Linked DNA regions of Homo sapiens: region 2 is linked to region 1. A link is a loop called in an ENCODE intact Hi-C map of the cell type or tissue named here. Cell type or tissue: endothelial cell of umbilical vein. All regions are shown on one strand. Each heading gives the region's core, and the rest is flanking DNA. Links, peaks and the distances in the headings are about the cores only.

Evidence for each region. A loop is a pair of places that touch in the nucleus more often than their neighbours do. Peaks named below come from ENCODE experiments on the same cell type or tissue, not always from the same donor. Only the 100,000 strongest peaks of a DNase experiment are listed, where the experiment ranks them.
Region 2: a loop joins it to region 1, with 13 times the contacts of the local background. A loop is called at or near these places in 27 of 110 quality-filtered maps.

Annotation. Positions count from the first base shown.
Region 1 is chr12:66,141,842-66,148,179 of GRCh38, forward strand. TMBIM4 (transmembrane BAX inhibitor motif containing 4) reads right to left here. Exons shown (of 7, transcript NM_016056.4): 4 at 6,067-6,100; 5 at 4,000-4,117. Among named protein-coding and RNA genes, the nearest start is that of LLPH-DT, 14 kb to the left of the region's middle. In endothelial cell of umbilical vein, for the core only: a CTCF peak has its summit at 3,475; a DNase peak (open chromatin) is centred at 3,490; H3K27ac peaks cover 1,112 bases.
Region 2 is chr12:66,691,351-66,697,688 of GRCh38, forward strand. It overlaps a transcript of GRIP1 not described here. Among named protein-coding and RNA genes, the nearest start is that of GRIP1, 15 kb to the left of the region's middle. RefSeq lists a silencer at 2,559-2,853. In endothelial cell of umbilical vein, for the core only: a CTCF peak has its summit at 2,751 (motif pointing left); a DNase peak (open chromatin) is centred at 2,751.

The DNA of each region.
Region 1 (6,338 bases), core at 2,042-4,541:
TATAGAATTTACATAAGAAATAGACCAATCCATACTTGTAGTTGGAAATTTCAACACCCCTCTCACATTGATAAAACAAGTAGGCAGAAAATTAGTAAGCAAATAGAACACTTAACATTATGAACCAACTTTACCTAATTGACATTTATCAAATCATCCGACAGCAGCAGCAAAATACACATTCTTGTCTAGTGCACAAAGAACATTTACCAAGATACCATTAAAAAATAAATAAATAAATAAATGCAAAAGGACTGAACTCATACAAAATAAGTTCTCTCACAGTAACAGAGTTATTTATTGTAATGCTATTTGGTGAAATGAAGGCATGATGAGAATCTAGTCCTCAGCTGTCTCTCTGAAATGGCCCTAAAATTTCTCAGGATACATCTGGCATACCTAAGTGAGAATGAGGTATCATGCTACCTCACAACATAGATCCTTCAGGACTGAAAGGGACTTAGGATTTGCTTTTTCATTCTTAAAGCCTAGGGAAATTCCAACGTTCCTGCACCATGGGGTATGGGGAAGGTGATATTAAGAACTTACAGCATCCGAGATATTACCCTACTTGCAGGCTAACAAGTTAGCCTGGCACAGTTTCATGGATGCATCAAGCTCCTAGGTCTGAGATAAAGGACAGTTTACAGTAATAACAGTAGTATCAGCATTTTTATGACAGGGCCCAGGTGATGCTAAGAGGGCCACATGACACCTACACACACAGTGGGTTGTGTTACAAGAGAGGAACCTTGAATTTAGGGAAGCAAGTCTTTTTTATAATGGAAAGTAAACATGCTTGCCCTCTGCTCTAGCGAGCACTATTTCTATCTTTCCAGGCTGTTCACTATTGGAAAAAAAAAACCCTTAAAAAGATTGTCTGGAACAAAGAGCAGTCAGCACATCATTCACAAGACATTCAGAAACACGAGACCCATGAAAAATCCTCTCCAATTCTTGTGGGCTTCTAATAAGACATTAGGATAGGGCTGCCAGAGGTCACTGGACATTAATTTACTCTTATTCACTAACTGGACAAGATCCTACATTTGAGCCTGATCAGACACTATTGACAATACATATTAAAACAGATACCTTTTCTCCACTACAACATCCAAGTTGAAATCTGACACACTTAGGCTCCCTGGTTAAGCAGCATGCCCCACCCAGCAACCTAAGTGTACACACACTAAAACAGTTATTTAGGGTCACAGGCTCCATTTGGTAAGTTTCTGGTAAGAAATTCAGCCTAAGACTTGTCAGTTTATGACAGCATTCTCTGTAGATACTGTAACAGGTAAAGATTTGAAAGTCATGTCCTACAAATATTCTGCCTAAGTTGTTAGTTCACTCTACTCTGACTCACATCTCATTAAATATTTAAGCATCAAAGAGAGCAAATTTTCTGAGAATATAGATAAGATATACCATGGACATAGTGCTGATTTTGCTATTCTAACAACTCCATCTAGAAGACTGACAAATCCTACCCTCATCCCTCTCAACAAGAAGCACAGAATAAAAAATAACTTACAAACAGTGATGTACCAGTAAACTGACTTTCTAGGAAAGAAAATGAGCCCTGATTTGTAGTGCTTCTTAATTTCTGTGGTGTACATACATCCTTCATGGCCTACTTTAAACTTCCAGCAGTTTAACAACTGACTTGCAAGATGCCTCATAAGCTGGCACAAGGCAACTCTAGCACACCAATGACCAGTTGCCACAGTTATCATATGTAGTTCTGAGATTTAATTCCTTTTGTGGCAGAATTACCACAGGATAATGATGTTGTAAAAACATCACAGCTTTAAGTCAATCTATGAAGCACTGCCACCATTGCCTGATACTACCATACATCCAAACATTTAACGCACTTCTTCAGTCCCTATTATGTCCCATAAACAGGTCAGAAGGAACAGCCTATAAACTTTTTAGAAAATATTTTCACAGAAAATCTTTTCCCTCGGTCTTTATATCCATTTTGGCACTCAGCTTCCACAACCACTTTGGCTTTGAGGCGTCACAGTAAGTAGTGCCATTAAGTTTTATTTAAAATGCAATAAAGTGCTACTCTTAAGTAGCTGAATCTATGGCATACTGACCAAAGTATAATTATTATTAGGATTTTGCTAGAGAGTCATTACATGGCAATATCCAGTAACTAATAGCAGTAGATGTGATTCAGTGGAGAACTGGGCTGTATACCAAGAGCAGTAGTGAAGTGTTAGGGTTTTAAATAGGTATACTGTAATCAAGTTTCCATTTTTGTATCACCCAACTGCTTGGTGGAAAAGAGGCTGGAAACTGTTAAGACTGGAGAATAGAGAGGCTGGTTGTAGTAATACAGGTAAGAGGCAATTTTGAAAGGGTTCCGTTTCCAGTACTACAGCAAGTAAGAACTATTCCAGACTAATTACTGCCCCTGTCCCACCCCGAAAAACTACTGAAATGATGCATAAAAGAGAAAACAAAGAATACGTTCTTAAAAACATCAAATAACTGTCAAGGTAGAATGGAATTATCAAATCAAAATCTAGGTAAAAGTGGAAACCCAAAGAAGTAATCATAGTACTGTAGCTGAATTTGCCCAACTACAAGAAAAGTCATCAATGCACTAAGCAGGGGTAAATTGCGGGGTGGGGGCAGAGAAGAACCATCCCTGGGAAATTGTCACCACAAGCTATCCCTTTGCTGATTTGTAGTCTAACTGAAGAACACTTGTGTGGTTGGGAAAACATCGTAAGCCATGAATTTAGTTTCAAGTGGACCCAATCCAATAGTTTTCCCAGATGCTAGGCGAAAACCCAAATACTGTATGGAAAAGTGCACCTTCAATCAAGGCCTCAAAGAAATTCAACAAATAGTTTTTCAAGGACAATTACATAGTCAAAAATAACTGAACACTTAAAGAAAGAAAATATCATAAGAATTATCAGAAACAGCAGACACAGACAGACGCACTTCAGAAATATCTGGTCTCAGATCTATATATGATCACTGTAATACCATTTCTATCAATCAATGTAAATTTATTATGAAGAGGCTGAAATATAAGGCAAGTTTACCAGAAAAGGATTTAAGAGAGATGATACTGGAATTAATGAAAGGGAGGGAACAGTTGGAGATTGGGTTGAGAAGAGGAAGTAGAACAAAACTTTCATCATATATGCCACACAAATATGTATGAAACATCCTTCCAAAGAAGGAAAAGAAAATAGAAAATGTTACCTCTCCCTAAATCAAACTCCATTCTAATGAAACTATTTAAGCAGCTCGCGCAATTGTCAGTGTTGGCTGACCAACTATATTTTATCTCAATAGAGACTTCTGGTGTTCTGGATTACCAGAATAAAAGGGGTGGGGGAGGAAAGAAAGTTTAGCAAGAGCAGAGTTTTGTAAATAGTGTTGTAACAGGAAAAAGAAAACGGTTGGGTGACTGTGCCAACAGGAAGCCACTGTGAGCTTAGAAAAGAGTCTATGCATTCCTACCAGGTGAGGGCAATGCTGTACCATAATCCTAATATAAAAAGGATCATTCCGTATATTTGTTTGAGGAAGGATACAGGTTAATCTAGATGGATCAAAAGGTCTTAAAGTTCATGCAGACCCTTTCAATACCTGTACTAATTACAGCGCTTCTTCCAAGAAGACGTGGATGGTCTTGGTAACATTTATGCTAAGACAAAGACTGAAGTAATTTCAGTAAATTCCATAATGTTAATAAAGCATACAAGCTTAAACTCTCTGGAAAGCTTATTTTTTTTTTTAATTCACTTCCCTTTCACTATAGGAGAGAAGCAAATAAGTCAAAGCCACTTTCCATTTCTGTGTATGTTCTAGGAGTAGGACCTGGCCCTAGTACTCAAAGAGATGATCTCTTATTACCCTCCATTTTAAAAGACAGTACCCAAAAATAACAGTGTAGCACATTCCTCAAAACCACCTATAATAATTAAAGACATCTATCTATTATATCCAAGAATATATACAACTTACCCTGCTCCAAATTTGCTGAAATCCTTCTTAGATTGTAGAGTATACACAGTCAAACCAAAAAATACTGTAGTAGTCAGTATGAAAGCTTGCAGAATAATATATACATCATAGAAAGTAACTGTAAAATTAAAACACTGATTAACATGCATATAAACATGCTCAATACAAAACAGCTTTTTCTGGCATTTTATAGAAATGCTTCATTTTCTCCTGTACTTTATGCCAATAAAAACAATTAGAAAAGATTTCTTATCCATCCTTGACTACATGGGTACAGTGAAACCACACCCATAATGCAATTAACAGTCTCCAAAAAATTCATTCATACAAAATCAGAGGTCACATTATTACCAAGTTAATGAAATGACTGGAGAGCTATCACGCCTGTAGCCAGTTTGGAGTTCTACAGGTATGGGAGTGATTCTCAGCCATCTCTGTCCCAGGCACAGTTTACCACCATCTGTGGTGATTGTCCATTATGGTTTAAATATCAATAGGGATGATTCTGGGTCTCCTGCCTGGCTGGGAATTCCTGGACAGTAGCAGCAAATCCAGCAATCATCTAGTTAGTTATACTTGGTTTATCAGCCCAAATCAAGGAAATTGGGAAAGAAAAATATTGGGGCTGTCTGGGGTTGCCTACCATTCACTTACCCTGCAGAGGACAGAAACCAACCACTAACTGCTTTATATCCAAATGTGTATTATCTTGGAGTACATTATTTTGGGGTTTACTGAATATATGCCAAATTCCTTTCTGTAATTTTAGAATAATCATCCATTCAATTATGGCTATTGTAATAAAACTCCTTAACATTTTAATAAATTGCAAAGTTATAACCTCTTGGAGGTTAACTGCTTTGAACCCAAAGCCATTTAAGTAATTTTTAATTTTTCAGGGGAGTAATTATTCATGTTCTTTCTATCATTAAATGCTACATGATTGGAATTTCTCTGTTTATGCCATTACAGGATTAGGAAGGTGAACATGGAAAAGATAAGACATGAAGTCCATTTTGCTTCTTGTCAGTAATTTAAGTATACGATTAGGTTGAAAAGATATTGCAATTACTGAGGAAAATAATGTTCTCAGATTACCTCATCTATGTTTTTCTACCCCCAATTCCAATAATCCTGAAATGAATCTCTCTCCTACATTCTTTATACATAGTAGGGGCTGGAGAAGGGAGAGATGGATTTGATAACCTTAATAGTAAGTAACATTAATAATAAGTAAATATTAATAATACTTCCTTTCTCTGTTAAGAAGCTTCAATCCTATTTATTATTTATTACTATTTATTTATATTGATTCTTTTAAAAAGAGATTACAAAAACATACAGATTAAACAAAACTGGCATAGAAAGGTTAAAAAAACTAATGACAAAGTAGGAAGAGTTAAATATATTAACTATAAGGATAAACAACTTGCTATTATGGAGAGTAATAATTAACTCTGACCTTTTTGGTACTCAAGGTTAACCATTTTGAGACAATCAGAATTTCTATTCTTAATTTACTGAAATTTTTTATTTGAGGCATTACATAGGGTACATCAAGTAATTATAACAGAAACGGCCTTCAAACACATATTTAACATGAAATACAGAGCAGAAATTACCACTGTTTCTTGCAGTGCCATTTGATAAAATATGAGGATATAATGTTAAAGCACAGTTCAGTTTGGCACAGGCCAGTTAAAGGAGTTAAGCTCATACATATGATCAAAGTACGTGGCTCAGAACACATGTTCTCAGTTACTTGATGATAACTTTAAATTAGGGAAAAGATTAGCTATAGTTGTCTTATTTTTCTAAATGGGTAAACAAATGAAATACTGTTCTCCATTCCTTTTATTTTTCTTTTCCACTTCTAAGCTCAGCTGAAATATGTAAACGATAAATATCTAACTTTTGCTTATACTTTAGAAATTATTTGTCCTATGCTATATTTCTGAAATATGATATTCCATGATGTTAAACTTTAGCCCCAAATACCTTTTTACCTGAAAGATCTATCTACATTAAAAAGTTATTATAACATATAGAAATGCAGTTACGGCTTACCAACAACTGCCACAGTCAGAGCTTCCAACAGCGTCTAATGAAAAGAAACTTAAATTAGTGACTGTAAAATTTATACTATCTCATGTACATTTTCTAATTTCTAGCAGCTTAATGTGATCCCATATGAATGATCTCATTTTAGCTTCAAAGCAGCCCTGCGAAGTATATGGGGCAGTTAGTAAACCCACCATAATGAAAATGAGACCTCAGTATATTGAGTGGGAATATTAACATTCTAATTCTGATACTATGACTCTTTAAGCTCTAATCGC
Region 2 (6,338 bases), core at 1,645-4,144, 550 kb after region 1:
AACTATCAAATGAATACACTAGAGGTTTCTTCCATAAAGCAAAGGGAAAAGTCTAAATATTTCATTAAAAATACAACAGGGAGGAATTTACTTTCAAGTTTTTACAAGGAATTAAAAAATACATATACTTTTCCAAAGTTAGATCCATCAACTTTTACCTTTCTTGTTATATAGATCTCTGAATGGTTCTTAATGGTTGCCTACGTTATCAAGCCTGGAATTCGACAATGCTCCCACCATGCCCTTGTCCACTCATTCTTCCGAAAGTTTGGTTCTAAGTCCCAGTGGTGAATGAAAGTGTCCTCTTTACAAGCATCTTTTATTCTAAAGCTACCTTTCTTTTGCCTTTATATCTAATACTTTATTTTTAGAAATGACATTAAAATTAGTCCCTAGGAAGAGAGTCCTTCCATAGATTCTCTCTCTTAACTTGTTTGCGTAGGGAAATGCAGGCGCTTAATTGATCAAAAGGGACTCACAGAAGGATGAACTATTTTGCAGAAGCATGCTAATGGAAATGCACCAACCGCTAAGACCCACTGCTCACAGGAAGCATCATAAAACTGGTGAGCTGATGGAAGTGCAAAGCTGTAAAGTAACAGCCAAATTTATCTTTTTTTAAAAAATAAAAGGTATCTTCCAAGTAGAAAATTAGAGAACCATTTGATATAATTCACTGCATTTGACAGCTTTGGAGTAGATTTATACCCTGCTTTTTTCCTCCCACCTTCAGTTTTCCATTATCAATCTCTCAGCAGGGTTTGGATTTCAGCATTGGCACCAATAGACAGAACTGGAAACAAGTGCATTCTGCAAATCACTGCATGCTCCCATGTCATAATCTCAATTCTCATTCCTCAGATACAGATTCTAGGTTGCAGCTGCAGATTAAAGTCAATTCTCTAAAATTACAACTGTAATTTCTCACTTATTTCAGGAGTTCCAATTGTGTAACCCTGTAGGAAGTTTCACTCATATGAGGAAGTTCAAATGAAACAGAAATTTGAGTGGAGAATTAAGCTGTCCCTTCCTTTTTTGGCACTGCGTCTACATGGCATCTTACAACTCTTTGATTGCTGTGATGACAGGCAGGGCCAAACTAGTCAGGAGACAAAAGACAAGGCCATCTATCACCATTATTTGGAAATTTCATCTAGCAAAGGATTTATGATCTGTTCATTTTGGAGGAGATTTAAAAAAAAACAAAGATTGAATAAAGTATGTCTGGTGATACATGAAAATGAGATGATGAGATGGATTTTACAGAAGACCTGGGGCTGACTGCATTTGGTCAGAAGTGCCACATTGTCATGGCAGAGAGGAGGGGATTTGTCTAGGACCACTGAGCACCACAGCTGAGAGTTCTTTGAAAAACAACCAGTACCCAGAGTATCCCAGAGGCAGTCAGGACAGCACAGTGATAAGAGTGTGGGCTCTGGGACCAGACTGCCTGGGTTTGAATCTAGGAAATGAGCTACGACAAGTTACTAAATATTCCTGTGCCTCAGTTTCTCTAGCTACTCATAGGATTATTACAGAATTATTTCGTAAGTCATGACTTGTGCTGAGGAGTCCTGACCTAGAACAGTACCTAACATATAACAAATGCTGGAAACCACTGTAACCTAACTTCATAGGGTGTTGAGAATGTTACAGGAGTTATGAATAAAGTGTTTAGGATAGTGCTTGATACATAAAAAGTGCTAGGGTGTTAGTCATTATTACTATGAATGTTGTTATAATAGTAACCAATAATTAGTAGTACCAGAGTTCCTTAACATAGTATGTCCCAAGAGAGCCAGGTCATGAGCTTATGAATGACAGGGTGATGTCTAAACTCAGGTTATCAAACTGGCAGCTCCAGGGCCACACGTGACCTGTAAGTACGCTCGTTTTGCCTGAGCTATGTTTAGAAATGTTTTAAATTATTTGCACACTTCAGAAATGTCTATAGTTTATTTAAAGTTATGGGTTTGTGGATTCTCTTTAAAAATCAAGAGCTCATTTCACATTGGGCCTGCATTCCCGCATGCAACTCTCAGTTGGGGCTGGACAATGGTGGCCTCTTTGGATATTTGGGGCATACATTCTCCAGGTCACCCCAGTCCCCACTAGGGTTCCTTCATTCACTGTTATCTGCCTGGCCCTTGTAGGCACCTGAGTTTGCTGTCCTTCTCCCTTGAATCTATTTTAGGCCTTCCGGGGTGATATGCTCTCAGACAGAATTTTTTTAAACACATTCTGGGCCCATCTGAGAATATGATTTTACTGGAGCTCTCCCCGGTAAAATGTACACAAATTTATATGCTCACATGACAACTGCAAGTGGACCACGGACTCCCTAAAGCCCATTCATGAAAAAATTTCCTGTTTTATGGGTCTATTCATGGACAAGAAAATTCCATTAATCCTCATTCTTCATTAGATCACTATTGTATCAAGGCGAATCCCATGATTTTAAAAATAGAAATTATACAGATACATAAAATGAAGGACTATGCTCAGGAAGAGTAAATCCTTTGAACTGATGATAAATTTAGTGGTTGATTTGATTGCACTCAAATTTGGCATCTTTATAACAAAACACCACACCAACTTGCTATCTAATTTCACCTCCTAAACACTTCTCAATTCTGCTACCTCTTCTCCAGATTTCTTAGCACTCTCAGGGCCACTGCCAGCCCAGACGGTACTATTATGAGCATCAGAAACAGCATCTCTTCCTCAAGACATTTTACTGCCATCTGCTGGGGAAAATGTGTCATACTAACTACATAGATTCATCACATCTAAGATGAGAATGCCACATACTAGACAGGGGTCCTTGAGGAGTGCACACCTGCAGAACAGTTTCCAGCATGATTTGAGTTGTGAGCATCCCTGACATGGGCTAAGCATTTCTACTTGAGGCCATTATCCAGAGGAGGCAGCAGAGAGTGGCCATTATGAGCTTTGTAGTTTTGAGTTTTTAAAAAACTTTTTTATTTTGAATTACTTTTAGACTTAATGAAAAGCTGCAAAAAAATGTGGAAACAGAGAGTTTCCACATATCCTTTACCTCTTCCCCAAGGAGATTTCATCCTATAATAATAAAAACAAGGGTTTGAATCATGATTCTGATAGGATCTTGGCAGATGGGCACAGTGCCAGCTCACAGTAAATGCTCAGTACGTATTATTATATGTTGTTATCATCTGCTAGCATCACTTTCCTTAACTATAAATGAAGATAATAAAAATATCTAGTGTGAGGATTATGTTACATTATTAGTAAAGTATTTAGCATAGTGCGTGATAAACAGTAATACTATTATTGATATTGCTGGTGATATTAACTTATTATTTCTGAGGTCTAATATTCTTCCCCAACCCACAGTCACCTAGTACACTGACATCCTGGTTTTCTAAGTATAAAATTATAAGTCATTACTATTCCTGAGATGCTTCCATATCCCAGGGAATAGATGCTGGTAACCAGTTCCCGGATTACCACAGTAGACATCCCAAAGATCAGGAAATACCCAGAGCCTAAGGGCAGAGCTAGTTGCAGGCTGAGGGTATGGCTAAGTGAGATCTCCTTTTGTGTCTTATCTGAGGTCCAACATCTCTCTGAAGCACTAAAGTCTTACTGATAACTGTTGTTGTTATAATTTCATAAAACAAAGGCAAATCTTTTTAAAATAAGGAAGAAAGCTTTTTATTCCCACTTCCAAATCATCTGTCTCTAACCAAGTCATAAAGACCATCAGGCTGCCAGTGCAGTACGATGTGTTAGATGTTCAACAGGAGTTCCTAGAACAGGCTCTACCTCCTCTGGGTGGAGAAGTGGGGCTGACCATGTGTGAGGAGGAGCCTTGCTCATAGGGGGAAGACACTTTTCTCAAAGCACTCCTCAACTGCTGACCCAGCATGCAATCTAACCTGTTTTTTTTTTTTTTATGGCATCTGTTTACACAAATTCTGACCAGGTGGCAAATTCTTCCCCTCTCCTGTCAGCCACAGTATGCTGGACAGAGAACACCTGTTCCAGAAGTGGACTGATTAGCCCAAGGTTGGGATACACAGCACGAGCTATGGGCCACACGAGAGGAGGAGATCCTGTGACTTGTCGGTGGTTGGCTCCACTCCTCCTCTTGGCCCTAGTCCATGTCTACCACTAATGGGATTGATCCATGGGCATAAATCTGAAAGCCCTTGCTAGGCAGGTAGGAGGTTATCTTATCCAAAACTGCTACAGTGTTGTTGCTAGCTGAAAGCAAATGTTTCAAGCACTGGGGAGGGAACTAGAGGTACAAAATTGAGGTTGATAATCTTCGTTTTTAAGGAGCTTCTTGGGGAGGGCATTGGTGAAGGTGATAGAATGGAATAAAAATATCACTTAATGAATATCTTTTCTGCAATGTCATTTACATATGCAGGGTATCTTTAAACAAGTAACAATAATTCAGTGGAATATCAGCTTTATTGATACTATCAGTAGGATGTGTGGATGCAAAAGGGAGAAAACAAATTAGTGAGAAGAATGGATAAATGAGGCAGTAGGAAAGGTTCACAGAGGAGGTGGGACTGGAGGTGGATTGTGAAGGATAACTAAGAGTCTGTCCATGGTGGAGCAGGCAAATATTCCAGGAGAAGAAAGAACTGGTAGCATGGGGCAAATGGGAATGAAGCTTGAAAGAAAACGGAAAAACTAAATGAAGAGGGGAAGAGAGAATCAAATCACAATATAGGCATAAAATGGAATAAGCTAATGATTAGCAAAATTACTATTATCTCAAAACCCCATTTTTTTTTTAAAGGACAACTCATAACACTTACCAGCTGTGCCACTCTTTAGGGTACTTTCACATCTCAAGAATGGTCCTTTGACCCAGTAGACATACAGAAACACAAGTCAACCTATTCATTTCTCTCAATCTACAGAAAACTCTAGCTCTGCAAGCTCCTTGTCATTTGAAGAATTTGATTCCTGATGAGTAAGTTGCTAGCCTAAAGAAAAATACCAATCTAAACATTATTAAGGACAGTGTAACAAAGAAGACATTCTACAAATTCTTTATTCCTGATAGTCATAAAGAGGCTACAAAGAGAATGAGTTAGAGAAAGGTGGAACATACTCAGCATGAAAAAGAAATTTTAAAAAGAATTATGGTTAGGCCAGGCGTGGTGGCTCTCGTCTGTAATCCCAGCACTTTGGGAGGCCGAGGCGGGCGGATCACAAGGTCAGGAGATCGAGACCATTCTGGCCAACACAGACCCCGTCTCTACTAAAAAAAACAAAAAACAAAAAACAAACAAACAAACAATTAGCTGGGCATGGTGGCGGGCACCTGTAGTCCCAGCTACTTGGGAGGCTGAGGCAGGAGAATGGCGTGAACCCGGGAGGCAGAGCTTGCAGTAAGCTGAGATCGCACCACTGCACTCCAGCCTGGGTGACAGAGCAAGACTCTGTCTCAAAAAAAAAAAAAAAAAAAAAAAAAAAAGAATTACTGTTATAGATTTTGTGATCCAAGAGGGATGTTAGGCAGCCTGCACCTAATAGAATTTGGTAGATGCAAAAAAAGTTGCTTGTTGAATAAATGACTGAATGTTCTACTTCAGTGGTTTATAAACTGTGCTTCCCAGAGGTGGTTCTGGGTTCTGTAAAGCACAAAGTAACTTCTGTACAACAGTGAAGTTTCAAACTACTCTGAAGACAAGTGTGATCCCAGTGCCTGACATATAGCAGGTGCTTTATAAACATTTGGTAGTGAATGAATGAAGGAACAAGCAAATGTATTAATGGATAGAGGAATGGAATAGTTTGAACTTTAACAACCATGAACAAAAGGACTAAAATCTAAAGGGAAAAAAGACCAATTTTCCTTCTCTCCTGACCTATCTCAAACTCCATCCTTGCTGTAACTTATTTCCTTTTGCATCAAGGGAAATATAAAAATGACAATGACCTTTCCCTCACATCAGAGAGAGGTGGAAAGAATAAATATGTTAATATGTGCAAAGCTTCCAGACTTCCTTAGAGAGAGCCACTACAGGTATTAATTTAATTATTATGAGCTTCTTGCAGAAACACAGCTGTTACACCTTTAAACAAACCATTTTTGATAATATTTCAGTTATCTTCAAACAGAAGGCAGAATGGGCTAGATAACCATAGGGAAATGGCCGACAACACAAATGCACCTGGCCCTCAGCTCCAGACTCACTTGGGGCTCAATTTGGGGCAGTCACACATTTGAGACTACTTTTTAAGATACTTTTGGTTTTGTGGTGAAGGGCTGAGAAGCGTGCTAACTGGCTGCACTGAGCTGAGTCAGGCACAGGGATGAAACTGATGCC